2 separate regions of the Homo sapiens genome follow, and region 2 is linked to region 1. Evidence: read pairs that join two places in POLR2A ChIA-PET (ENCODE). Cell type or tissue: MCF 10A. All regions are shown on one strand. Links, peaks and the distances in the headings refer to the core of each region. The heading gives the core; the rest is flanking DNA.

Evidence for each region. ChIA-PET counts read pairs that join two places held together with the same protein. Peaks named below come from ENCODE experiments on the same cell type or tissue, not always from the same donor. Only the 100,000 strongest peaks of a DNase experiment are listed, where the experiment ranks them.
Region 2: POLR2A ChIA-PET joins it to region 1 with 5 read pairs; 7 of 35 experiments call an interaction of 5 or more read pairs at or near these places.

Annotation. Positions count from the first base shown.
Region 1 is chr1:149,934,561-149,939,930 of GRCh38, reverse strand. MTMR11 (myotubularin related protein 11) reads left to right here and starts at 3,052. Exons shown (of 17, transcript NM_001145862.2): 1 at 3,052-3,349; 2 at 3,702-3,777; 3 at 4,226-4,347; 4 at 4,572-4,632; 5 at 4,803-4,945. The coding sequence starts at 3,284. It overlaps OTUD7B (OTU deubiquitinase 7B), which reads left to right. Exons shown (of 12, transcript NM_020205.4): 12 at 1-2,119. RefSeq lists enhancers at 835-894, 3,262-3,786. In MCF 10A, for the core only: a CTCF peak has its summit at 2,614; DNase peaks (open chromatin) are centred at 520, 2,370 and 3,020.
Region 2 is chr1:150,184,435-150,189,804 of GRCh38, reverse strand. No RefSeq gene overlaps it. Among named protein-coding and RNA genes, the nearest start is that of LINC02988, 26 kb to the right of the region's middle. RefSeq lists a cis regulatory region at 2,701-2,987. In MCF 10A, for the core only: a CTCF peak has its summit at 2,305 (motif pointing right); DNase peaks (open chromatin) are centred at 2,344 and 2,884.

The DNA.
Region 1 (5,370 bases), core at 371-5,370:
TTGAGACGGAGTCTCGCTCAGCTGCCCAGGCTGGAGTGCAGTGGTGCAATCTCGGCTCACTCCAACCACCGTCTCCTGGGTTCAAGTGATTCTCCTGTCTCAGCCTCCCAGGTGGCTGGGATTACAGGCACCCGCAATCATGCCCGGCTAATTTTTGTATTTTAGTAGAGATGGGGTTTCACCATGTTGGCCAGGCTGATCTTGAACTCCTGACCTCAGGTGATCCGCCAGCCTCGGCCTCCCAAAGTGCTGGGATTACAGGCATGAGCCACCGCGACTGGCCTCTGTGTCTTCCTTCTCCAATGAGTCAGTGCCCCAGACATATAGCCACAGGTGAGAAGACAGAATTAGAAGCCCCTTCCCGGCCTGGAATCACCTGCACTCCAGATTTTTCTAATTTCCTTCTTTCCCTCCAGGCCTTTCAACTATAGATCTGGATGAGTCATGCAGGCATTCTGTCTCTTCTACTTTGCAGACAGCCAGTCTGCAAATCACAGGGTATTTTGCCACCATACATCAGTTGGGTAACAAAATATTACGATGTCCCCATGTAGACTTTCTCTGTGCCATCTCTTGCATTGGCCAAGTGGGTAAGGGGCAGTACAAAAGAGCAACGGAAGCTGGCTGGCAGCAGTTAAGAGGAGTAGGGGTGGGAAGGACCTTGGCCTCTTTCTGTGCTTATAACTGGATCTGTGACTCATCTTGTGAGTCACTCAGCTCCACCTCCCTCCTCCGGCTGCCCCTCCCAGCAGCCTTTACTCCTGGCACAAACCTGCAGCCAGAACAGGATTCTGAAAATGGAAAAATCTGATATAGCCCCTTGCCTCTCCACCCTTCCCTTCATCTAGTGCTTCTACTGGGGGTGTGTGGGGTGGTGAGAGGCAGCCTTAACCCTCAGCTCCTGCCCACTCCATTCCTGGTTAAGTATTGATCCAAATCGCCCAATTCTTTTCTCCTCCTGATTTCCCCCCACCCCGCTTTTTTTTTTTTTTTTTTTTGAGACAGAGTTTCGCTCTTGTCGCCCAGGATGGAGTGCAATGGCGCGATCCCGGCTCACTGCAACCTTCGTCTCCTGGGTTCAAGCGATTCTCCTGCCTCAGGCTCCCGAGTAGCTGGGATTACAGGAGCCTACCACCATGCCTGGCTTAATTTTTTTTTTTTTTTTTTTTTTTAGTTAGAGTCGGGGGTTTCGCCATGTTGGCCAGGCTGGTCTTGAATTCCTAACCTCAGGTGATCCGTGATCCACCCACCTCAGCCTTCCAAAGTGCTGGGATTACAGGCATGAGCCACCACACCCCTACCCCCCGATTTTTTTTCTCCGTGTTCCTCCACTGTCTCCACACCTCAAAGTGCTAAAGAATAGAATGAGGCTCTTGAATGAAGGATGGTGGTGAGAAGGAAAGTGGATAATGGGATTTAAAAGTTATGGTACACACCTCTTCCTATGTCTTTTTTTTTTTTTTTTTTTTTGCGATGGAGTCTTGCTCTGTTGCCCAGGCTGGAGCGTAGTCATTAGATCTTGGCTCACTGCAACCTCTGCTTCCTGGGTTCAAGCGATTCTCCTGCCTCAGCCTCCCAAGTAGCTGGGATTATAGGTGTGAGCCACCACGCCTGGCTAATTTTTGTATTTTCAGTAGAGATGGGGCTTCATCATGTTGGCCAGGTGGTCCTGAACTCCTGACCTCAAGTAATCTGCCTGCCTTGGCCTTCCAAAATGCTTGGGATTACAGGCGTGAGCCACTGCGCCTGGTCCCTATTTTCTTTTTACAACAGACCTTGGGAAATATTTTCTTCCCCCAAGAGGTTGAGGCCCATGGAATGCATTAGGGGCAGGTGGGGTGGTGGTGCTCTGTAGCCTTTAGGACTTCTAGAATCAGGCTTCTGGGCCACCTTCTTAGCAGGTGTATACCTCTTTGTTCCAGACTGACTTTCTGTCTCACAATATCTTCACTATTTCCACAGTTGCAGCCAAGACAGGAAACTGAAAGCTGAGGCCAGAAGGGTGGTGTACTGGGGGGAGGGGAAAATTGAGTGTCACTTTGGAAAACTGGGGCCCCCATCTAAGGATTGCTGCCTCTGTAGATTCAAAAGCAATAAAACAGCAGCTCATTAACTCTTATTTTGTATTTTATTTTCTGTCTTTTTCATGTCTAAATAAAGATTTTTGCTTTGCTGTCCCCAAGTCCCCCTCCTTTAAAGGAGCTGCAGCTCCTTCTCTCCTTGTTCCCAGCTTTCCTTACCCATCTTTGCTTCTAGGGTTGCAGATGGGAGGGACGGGGGATGGACTGCTGAGCTGAAGAGAGGTTTCCAGCCCTCACCTGTGAAAGTCCTGAACATGAATCATTCATTTGGAGATCTGGTGTCTGGGTTGGAGGGGTGGAGTCACATACGGGAATGGGCACTTATTGCCTATTGGTTGTGTATCTACGTGATGGGCAAGATTAACTGGTAAGATCTTTTTGTCCCACCCACATCCCCAAGACTTGCACACAAACTGTACTTGTGTCTGCATCTTGGACACATTTCCATCTCTTTTTATACTTCTCCACTGCAGTCTTCACATGATGTCTGTGTCATGCCCTCTAGAGAAAGATATGCAAAACCACTTTAACCAGTTTCCCTGCTTCCTCACCTAATTCTTGGGCCTCTGCTGACAAAAATCCCCCCAGGTCTAATTTTCATTTTCTTCTGGAAGAGGCGGCAAGGAGGCTTGAACCACTTTCACATTCCTACCCCTCTCCCCGCCCCAAACCCCTTTGAGAAGACAAAAGAACGGAGCTTTTAAGGGAAGTCATCACTGAGACACTCCAGACAGGTAGCCCAGATGATTCCAGCTTCATAATCAATAGAACTGCTCCCCTCAAACGGTCTCCAGTACTCATGAACAGGAAGAGAACAGGGTCTGGGATTGGGGTAAAGAAGGGAGTCGTTTTTCTCTCAGTCCCCATTTCTTCCCCACCCGTCCGTCTCAGACTCCACCGTTTCCTCTCCACTTTTCCAGAATTGTGTGTATTCTCCTTTAAGGGGTTGGGCATCTCTCCCGCCCTCTCCAGAGTCGACTGAAGTTTCCGAGGAGACTTCTCAGGCTGGGCTGGACACACCTTTCCAAGGACCCCCAAACTCTGCTCCGTGCACGTCAAATGCTCCTTTCCCTTGTGTCCAACCCCCTACCCCTCTCCCTAACACCCCTCTTCTCAACAAGACTCAGCCTCTCCCCGAGGTGGGTGAGCATCCTTGAGGTTTCCCACCCTTAACTGCTGTGTCCCCGGATGGAGCCAGAGAAATGTGGTGGGGGGGCCGGGGCCAGAGTTTCAACATTGCCCCCCAGAAGGAGGAGCCAGAGATGGGGGTAAGGAGAAGGAATTTGGGGGGTGTCGGCAAGAGGGTGAGAACGGGGATGAGGTGGAGATAAAAGGGGGAAGCAAAGGCTCTAGAGGAGGAGGAGGAGGGTGTGTCTGTCTATCAGCTTCTGCTGATGGAGCCTGGTCCGTCTTTCTCAGTCTCAAGTTCGTTGTCTCATTATCCATTAACCAGCCCCTCCCTTTACTGTTTACCAGCCCTGTTAGGTCTGGAGCTCCCCACAGACACTGATCTCAGTTTCCCCCGAGAGTGTGAGTGTAGGCCTCTACAGGCAGCTGCCTCTGGGGAGTTGGGGAGCCTAGGGGTTAACTCTAGACCCCCCTCAACCCTCTGGACCAAAGTCTGTCCAGGAAAATAGGATGCCGGAGCCCAGGAGTCGTCAGCCTAGCAGTTGCCTGGCCTCCAGATGCCTCCCAGGTAATAATGCCCTATCACTCTCCAAAGACTTCCAAATTTCATCCTACGCCAATCTTGTTTCATGCCCTCACCAAAGATACCCCTGTGTTCCTCTCGTGGCTCGAAGTACGTCTGCCTGAGGCTCGCTGTCCTCCCTGACAGCCTCTAGAGCTGGCTGAGAGCTGGACCTTGACATTCCTTCTGTTTCCTTGACCCTGTTACCCCTTTTCAAATTTACTTATTCGATACATAGTTAGTGCCTGCTATGTGCCAGGCCTTGTTCTAGGCTCTGTTCTAGTTACAGAAATTAAAAAACATTTATCTTTCCTCATAAGCTTACATTGTAGTGGGCTTTGGGGAGGATTTTAATCTTCCCTATTTAGATCTCCCTTTCTTGGAGGGGTGGGTGTATCCAAGTGTGGGCAACACTGGGAACAGTCATAACAGGGCTTCCCTTCTTCCCCTTTAGGGGAGCAGATCCTAGCATGGGCCCCAGGGGTGAGGAAGGGCCTGGAACCAGAATTGTCTGGAACCCTGATCTGTACCAACTTTAGGGTCACCTTCCAGCCCTGTGGATGGCAGTGGAATCAGGTGAGATGGTTGGGGCCACAGAAATGACAGCTAGTGGGAAATGGGTAGGGGAGTCTAGCAGGATTTAGACAAACATTATGGGTTAAGGGCTGTCTTTTGAATGTATCATTGATAATCAGTGGGAACTCTCTCTAGGGTTGTTGCCCCCTAGAAGGGGTTGGGGCTGCCAGGGTAGGAAAATGAGGGCGATTTCAGATGTCTACCCAGTCACGTGTTTCGTCTAGGACACTCCCTTGAACAGTGAATACGATTTTGCCCTGGTCAACATTGGACGATTAGAGGCTGGTAAGTTGGGGGGGGGTTTGGTGAAGGGGTTCACTGGGGTTGTTGGAACTCCCTCCTCATCCTTCCTCTGTTCTCAGAAAACAGCAGGGATGGAGTGGGATGGGCTGCAAGAGTCCCTTCTGGAGAGACTCTGGTCCATGGTTACACTGTTCTGTACCTCTTGACTTCAGTGAGCGGCTTGTCCCGAGTCCAGCTCCTCCGTCCAGGGTCCCTGCATAAATTTATCCCTGAGGAGATTCTGATTCATGGCCGAGACTTCCGGCTGCTCAGAGTTGGTTTTGAGGCTGGAGGCCTAGAGCCTCAGGCTTTTCAGGTAAGAGGCCCCTAACCTGAGGCTTTCTCCTCACCTCAGAACCTTGGGATCCTCTCCCTGACAATTTCTGAGACTCCTCCAGCCCCTGGGATCCTCTCATCATTCCCCCTGCTTCTCTCAAGGAAAGGCTAAAAGGCTGGGATAAATGATTGCGTGATGAGAGTAAAGAGCCTGCGCTCTAGCCTTACTCTATTAATTACCAGCAGTGTGACTGTGGGCAAGTTTCCTCCTCTGAAAAACCAGGATTCCTCCCAGAATCATCATTCTAGGATTCTGTGGTTCCAGATTTGTTCTCCCGACCCCAGTCCCCATGACCTGAGGAAGCCCCCTTCTCTAGGGACTGTCTTCACTGTTCTTCTTCATTCTTGGCAAAGAGAGTGGAGCAACACATGGGCTCCATTTCCTTCTTTTCACTTACTCAGCCT
Region 2 (5,370 bases), core at 112-5,111, 250 kb before region 1:
AACGGTCTGCTAATAAGAGCTTGACGATTGTAGAGCTCTATGACTTTCAATTTCACTAAATGATAAAAAAAACTAGGTCTGAAAATGTTAATAAAGAATGAAATATTTTTAATTATACAAATGTATTTAGGCCGGGCATGCTGGCTAATGTCTGTAATACCAGCACTTTGGGAGGCCAAGGAGGGCAAATCACTTGAGCTCTGGAGTTCAAGACCAGCCTGGGCAATATGGTGAAACCCCGTCTCTACTAAAATTACAAAAATTAGCCAGGCGTGGTGGTGCGTGCCTGTAGTCCCTGTTACTCTGGAGGCTGAGGCACGAGAATCACTTGAGCCCGGGAGGCAGGGAGGTTGCAGTGAGCAGAGGTTGCACCACTGCACTCTAGCCTGGGCGACAGAGCGAGACTCTGTCTCAAAAAAAAAAATTATTATTTTTTGAGACAGAAAAAAATTATTATTTTTTTGATACAGGTTGCTCACTGCAACCTCCGCCTCCCAGACTCAAATGATTCTCGTGCCTCAGCCTCCCCAGAAACTGGGATTACAGGCATGCACCACCAAGCCTGGCTAATTTTTTGTATTTTTAATAGAGACGGGGTTTCACCATGTTGCCCAGGCTGGTCGCAAACTCCTGGCCTCAAGTAATCCACCTGTCTCAGTCTCCCAAACTGCTGGGATTACAGGCATGAACCACTGCTCCCGGCCCGATTATTCTTATTTTTTGTTTAGTTCTTCAGTGAAATCAACTAAGTCAGTGAGAAATTTGATGAGGGGAGGAAGTTAGTGACAGTCCAAACTCCTTTTTTATTTTTTAAATATCAAGTTCTCAGTAATTTGCAAGTGTTAAAATTCATAGAACTAGCCAGGCACGGTGGCTCACACCTGTAATCCCAGCACTTTGGAAGGCTGAGGCAGGCGGATCACGAGGTCAAGAGATCATGACCATCCTGGCCAACATGGTGAAACCCCGTCTCTATTAAAAACACAAAAATTAGCCGGGTGTGGTGGCGGACGTCTGTAATCCCAGCTACTTGGGAGGCTGAGGCAGGAGAATTGCTTGAACCCGGGAGACGGAGGTTGCAGTGAGCTGAGATCGTGCCACTGCACTCCAGCCTGGGAGACAGAGTGAGACTCCGTCTGGAAAAAAAAAATCACAGAACCAAGGTTTATAAGCATAATGCACTTGTATGAAGAATAATCATTCATAGCAGATTGGAATAAACCCTCCTAAATATCTTTCTAAAAGCCAGATTTGAAACTTATTTTGATATTTGATAAGAATTTTCATATTAGGCTGACAATCAATACAGGTTCCTGGTTGGCTGGCATTATTAATGCTGAGCCTTAACGCTTTGCTAGAGCCCCTCTCCTTTTTTTTTTTTTGAGACAGAGTCTTGCTCTGTTGCCCAGGCTGGAGTGCAGTGGGGCAATCTTGGCTCACTGCAGCCTCCCTGCCCCCTAGGCTCAAGGGATTCTCATGCCTTAGCCTCCAGAATAGCTGGGACTACAAGCACCTGCCACTGAACCCGGCTAATTTTGTATTTTTAGTAGAGATGGGGTTTTGCCATGTTGCCAAGGCTGGTCTTGAACTCCTGCCCACCTCAGCCTCCCAAAGTGCCGGGATTACAGGCACGAGCCACCACATCTGGCCAGAGCCCTTTTTTTGAGTACAAATGCTCAGACCTCCCTTCTTCCTTTTCCCTACCACATTCTCTGCATTTGGCTAGAAGGGCAAGCTTTGTTTGTGATGCACTTTGAAAGGAAGTGAAGAGGTCTAAGAGGTAAAGCTGGAACAGAAAGCTAAAGGTGTAAAAAATGTCCCAATGGCCAGGACTTTGCGGGTACGTGGAGGCGGGGAGCTGAAAATCTTAATTCTCTACCTCCTTGTTTTTCATGCAGAAATGAAGTTCTTTATCTCATTCAATGGAATTAGCCCAGAGAAGCCCTTTTCCCTTACAATTTTCAGGTCTAATGTGAATGTTTTGGACAACCTTTAGACTAATACAGTGGATCTCAAGCAGGGGTGATTTTGTTCCCCTGGGGACATTTAGCTGTGTCTGGAGATATTTTTGGTTGTCACACCGGGATGTGTGTGGGAGTGCTACTGCATCAAGTGGGAAGATGCCAGGGGTGCTGCCAAAACGTCCCACAGTGCACAAGACAGCCCCGCAACAAAGGGTGATCAGAATGCCAGTAGTGTGAAGGTGAAAAATCTTGGGTTAATAGGATATTATTTAGTTTTTGACAGATTTTCCATGCTTTGAGGTCAGTTAAAAGGGTAGTGTGTAAAATTTTTATTATAAAAGTATAAACACTAGAGGGCAGTACCTGCCCGATAATTGCAACGGATGTGACTTTGGGCGGGGTCTCTGAAGGAAAAAAAAAAGAAGCTAGTGATTTAGGTAACTGGAAGATAAGTGACTATAGGAGACCCTTAAAGAGGTATTTAAGTAATTTTAAATCAAAAGACAGTTTTGCTTGGTGTGGTGGTGTGCCTGTAGTCCCAGCTCTGCTTGAGCCCAGGAGATGGAGACCTGTCTGGGCAGCATAGCAAGACCCCATTTTTTTTTTTTTAAAGAGTTTTAACAACTACTGCTTCTGAGGTCAGGAAAAGCAGAACAAGCAGTTTTTTCTTCTGCTTTTCTATAATGATGGCTTGTGAGCTTTTGCCAGAGAAGGGAAAATTCACACTAGGTTTTCACACACACAAACACTAACGTCATTGCCACTTACACTTCTATTTGCTCTGATGAGGCAGATGATGGAAAGTCGCTATTCCTAGGGCATGTAGATCATTGTAATGCTGTGAGAGATGTGTCTGGAACAGGGGAACTTGGAGCAGACAGGCAAAACATCACGACTGAGTCCGTTAGACAAGTCAGAATCTGACTCAGCTCTTTTTTTTTTTTTTTTTTTTCCCGAGATGAAAAAAACCTCCAGCCCAGGCTGGAGTTCAGTGGTGCAATCTCTGCTTGGCTCACTGCAACTTCCACCTACCGGGTTCAAGCGATTCTTGTGCCTCAGCCTCCCCAGTAGCTGGGACTACAGGCACGCGCCACCATGCCCAGCTAATTTTTGTATTTTTTTGTTGTAGACATGGGGTTTCACCACATTGGCCAGGCTGGTCTCCAACTCCTGACCTCAGGTGATCCGCCTGCCTCGGCCTCTCAAAGTGCTGGGATTACAGGCATGAGCCACCGTGTACAGCCTGACTCAGCTCTTTTGAAACGGATCAATAATATCTAGTTTGTTGCTTGAAGCTATTTACATTAGCTAGCTATGCAAGAATGTAGTACAATTTTCTGTTTTCTCCTAAGGTTCAGTCCAATTTTAAAAAATGAAACAAATAGGCTGGGCGTGGTGGCTCACGCCTGTAATGCCAGCACTTTGGGAGGCTGAGGCAGGTGGATCACGAGGTCAGGAGATTGAGACCATCCTGGCTAACACGGTGAAACCCCGTCTCTACTAAAAATACAAAAATTAGCTGGGCGTGGTGGTGGGCGCTTGTGTTCCCAGCTACTCAGGAGGCTGAGTCAGGAGAATGGCGTGAACACGGGAGGTGGAGCTTGCAGTGAGCCAAGATTGCCCCACTGCACTCCAGCCCAGGCGACAGAGCGAGACTCCATCTCTAAAAAAAAAGAAGAAAGAAGAAAGAAACAAATGGGGCATTTTTTGTTTTTAGTGTCAGAAATCTGGGCTCAAACCAAGTTTTTGGATATGTTAATATAAGCTGACCTCACCTCTGCCCTCAAATAGGACAAACCATTTGCTAAATTCACATTAAATCTACACATTCCTGGCTGGGCGTAGTGGCTCATGCCTGTAATTCCAGCACTTTGGGAGATCAAGGCAGGTGGACCACTTGAAGTCAGGAGTTCGAGACCAGCCTGGCCAACATGGTAAAACTCTACTAAAAATACAAAAATTAGCCAGGCATGGTGGTGCACGCCTGTAGTCCCAGATACTCAGGATCTGGGCGTGAGCCCAGATCACGCCACTGTAGTCCAGCCTGGGTGACAGAGCGAGACTCTATCTAAAAAAACAAAAAAAAACAAAAAAAAGCCCAAAACTGCACATTTCTTTTTATTTATTATTAAATATTTAAGGTACACAGTGGTATCAAGAATGGACATTGATCGACTTGTCACTCAGTTTAAAAAATGAAACATCAACAATGCAGTTGAAGCCCCCTGTGCATCCTTCTCCAGTTGTATCCTTCTCCTGCCTCCCCCTGACGTCATTCCCAGGTAAATGAGTTTGATGTGGAACATTCCTTTTTGTTTTTTGAGACAAGAGTCTTACTCTGTCACCGAGGCTGGAGTGCAGTGGCACAATCTTGGCTCACTGCATCCTCTGGCTCCCGGGTTCAGTGATTCTCCTGCCTCAGCCTCCTGAGTAGCTAGGGTTACAGATGCGCAACAACACACCTGGCTAATTTTTGAATTTTTAGTAGAGATGGGGTTTCGCCATGTTGGCCAGGCTGGTCTTGAACTCCTGATCTCAAGTGATCCACCTGCCTCAGCTCCCAAAGTGCTGGGATTACAGGCATGAGCCACTGCGCATGGCCTGTTCAGACTTTTATTATATATGTTAAATATGCTCAGTAATATATAATTTCTGCATATTTAAAATTTGTATATAAATGACGTTGTAACTGTTCTTCTGTAATTTGTGTTTTCTCTTAAATAGGTTTGTAAGATCATCCATGTTGATACATGTAACTCCAGTTTTTGTCTACCAACATTTTTGGTATCTGCATACTTGCTAATTCACATAATGATGTTATGAACATTCTCATGTGTAGTTGAGTTATGTGTATGTAAGAGTTCTTTTTGTCTGTTTGTTTTTAAGACAGAGTCTTGCTCTGTCACCCAGGGTGGAATGCAGTGGCACGACTTCGGCTCACTGCAACATCTGCCTCCTGGGTTCAAGCGGTTTTCGTGCCTCAGCCTCCCAAGTAGCTGGGACCACGGATGCGCGACACCACACTCAGTTAATTTTTGTATTTTTAGTAGAGACAGGGTTTCACTGTGTTGGCCAGGCTGGTCTTGAACTCCTGGCCTCATGTGATCTGCCCACCTTGGCCTCCCAAAGTGCTGGGATTATAAGCGCGAGCCACTGTGCCTGGCCTGTAAGAGTTCTTTAGAGCAGGGATTGGCAAACCATGGTCTGGCCCGTGGACCCTCCACCTTTTTTTTGTATGACCCAGACACTAAGGTGGTTTTTACATTTCTGAATGGTTTTTAAAAATGGAAAGACTAATATTTTATGACACATGAAAATTCAAGTTTCAGTGTCCATAAGTAAAGTTTTATTGGAACAGCCATGCTCATGCATTTATATATTACCTAAGGCCGTTTTCAGGCCTAGT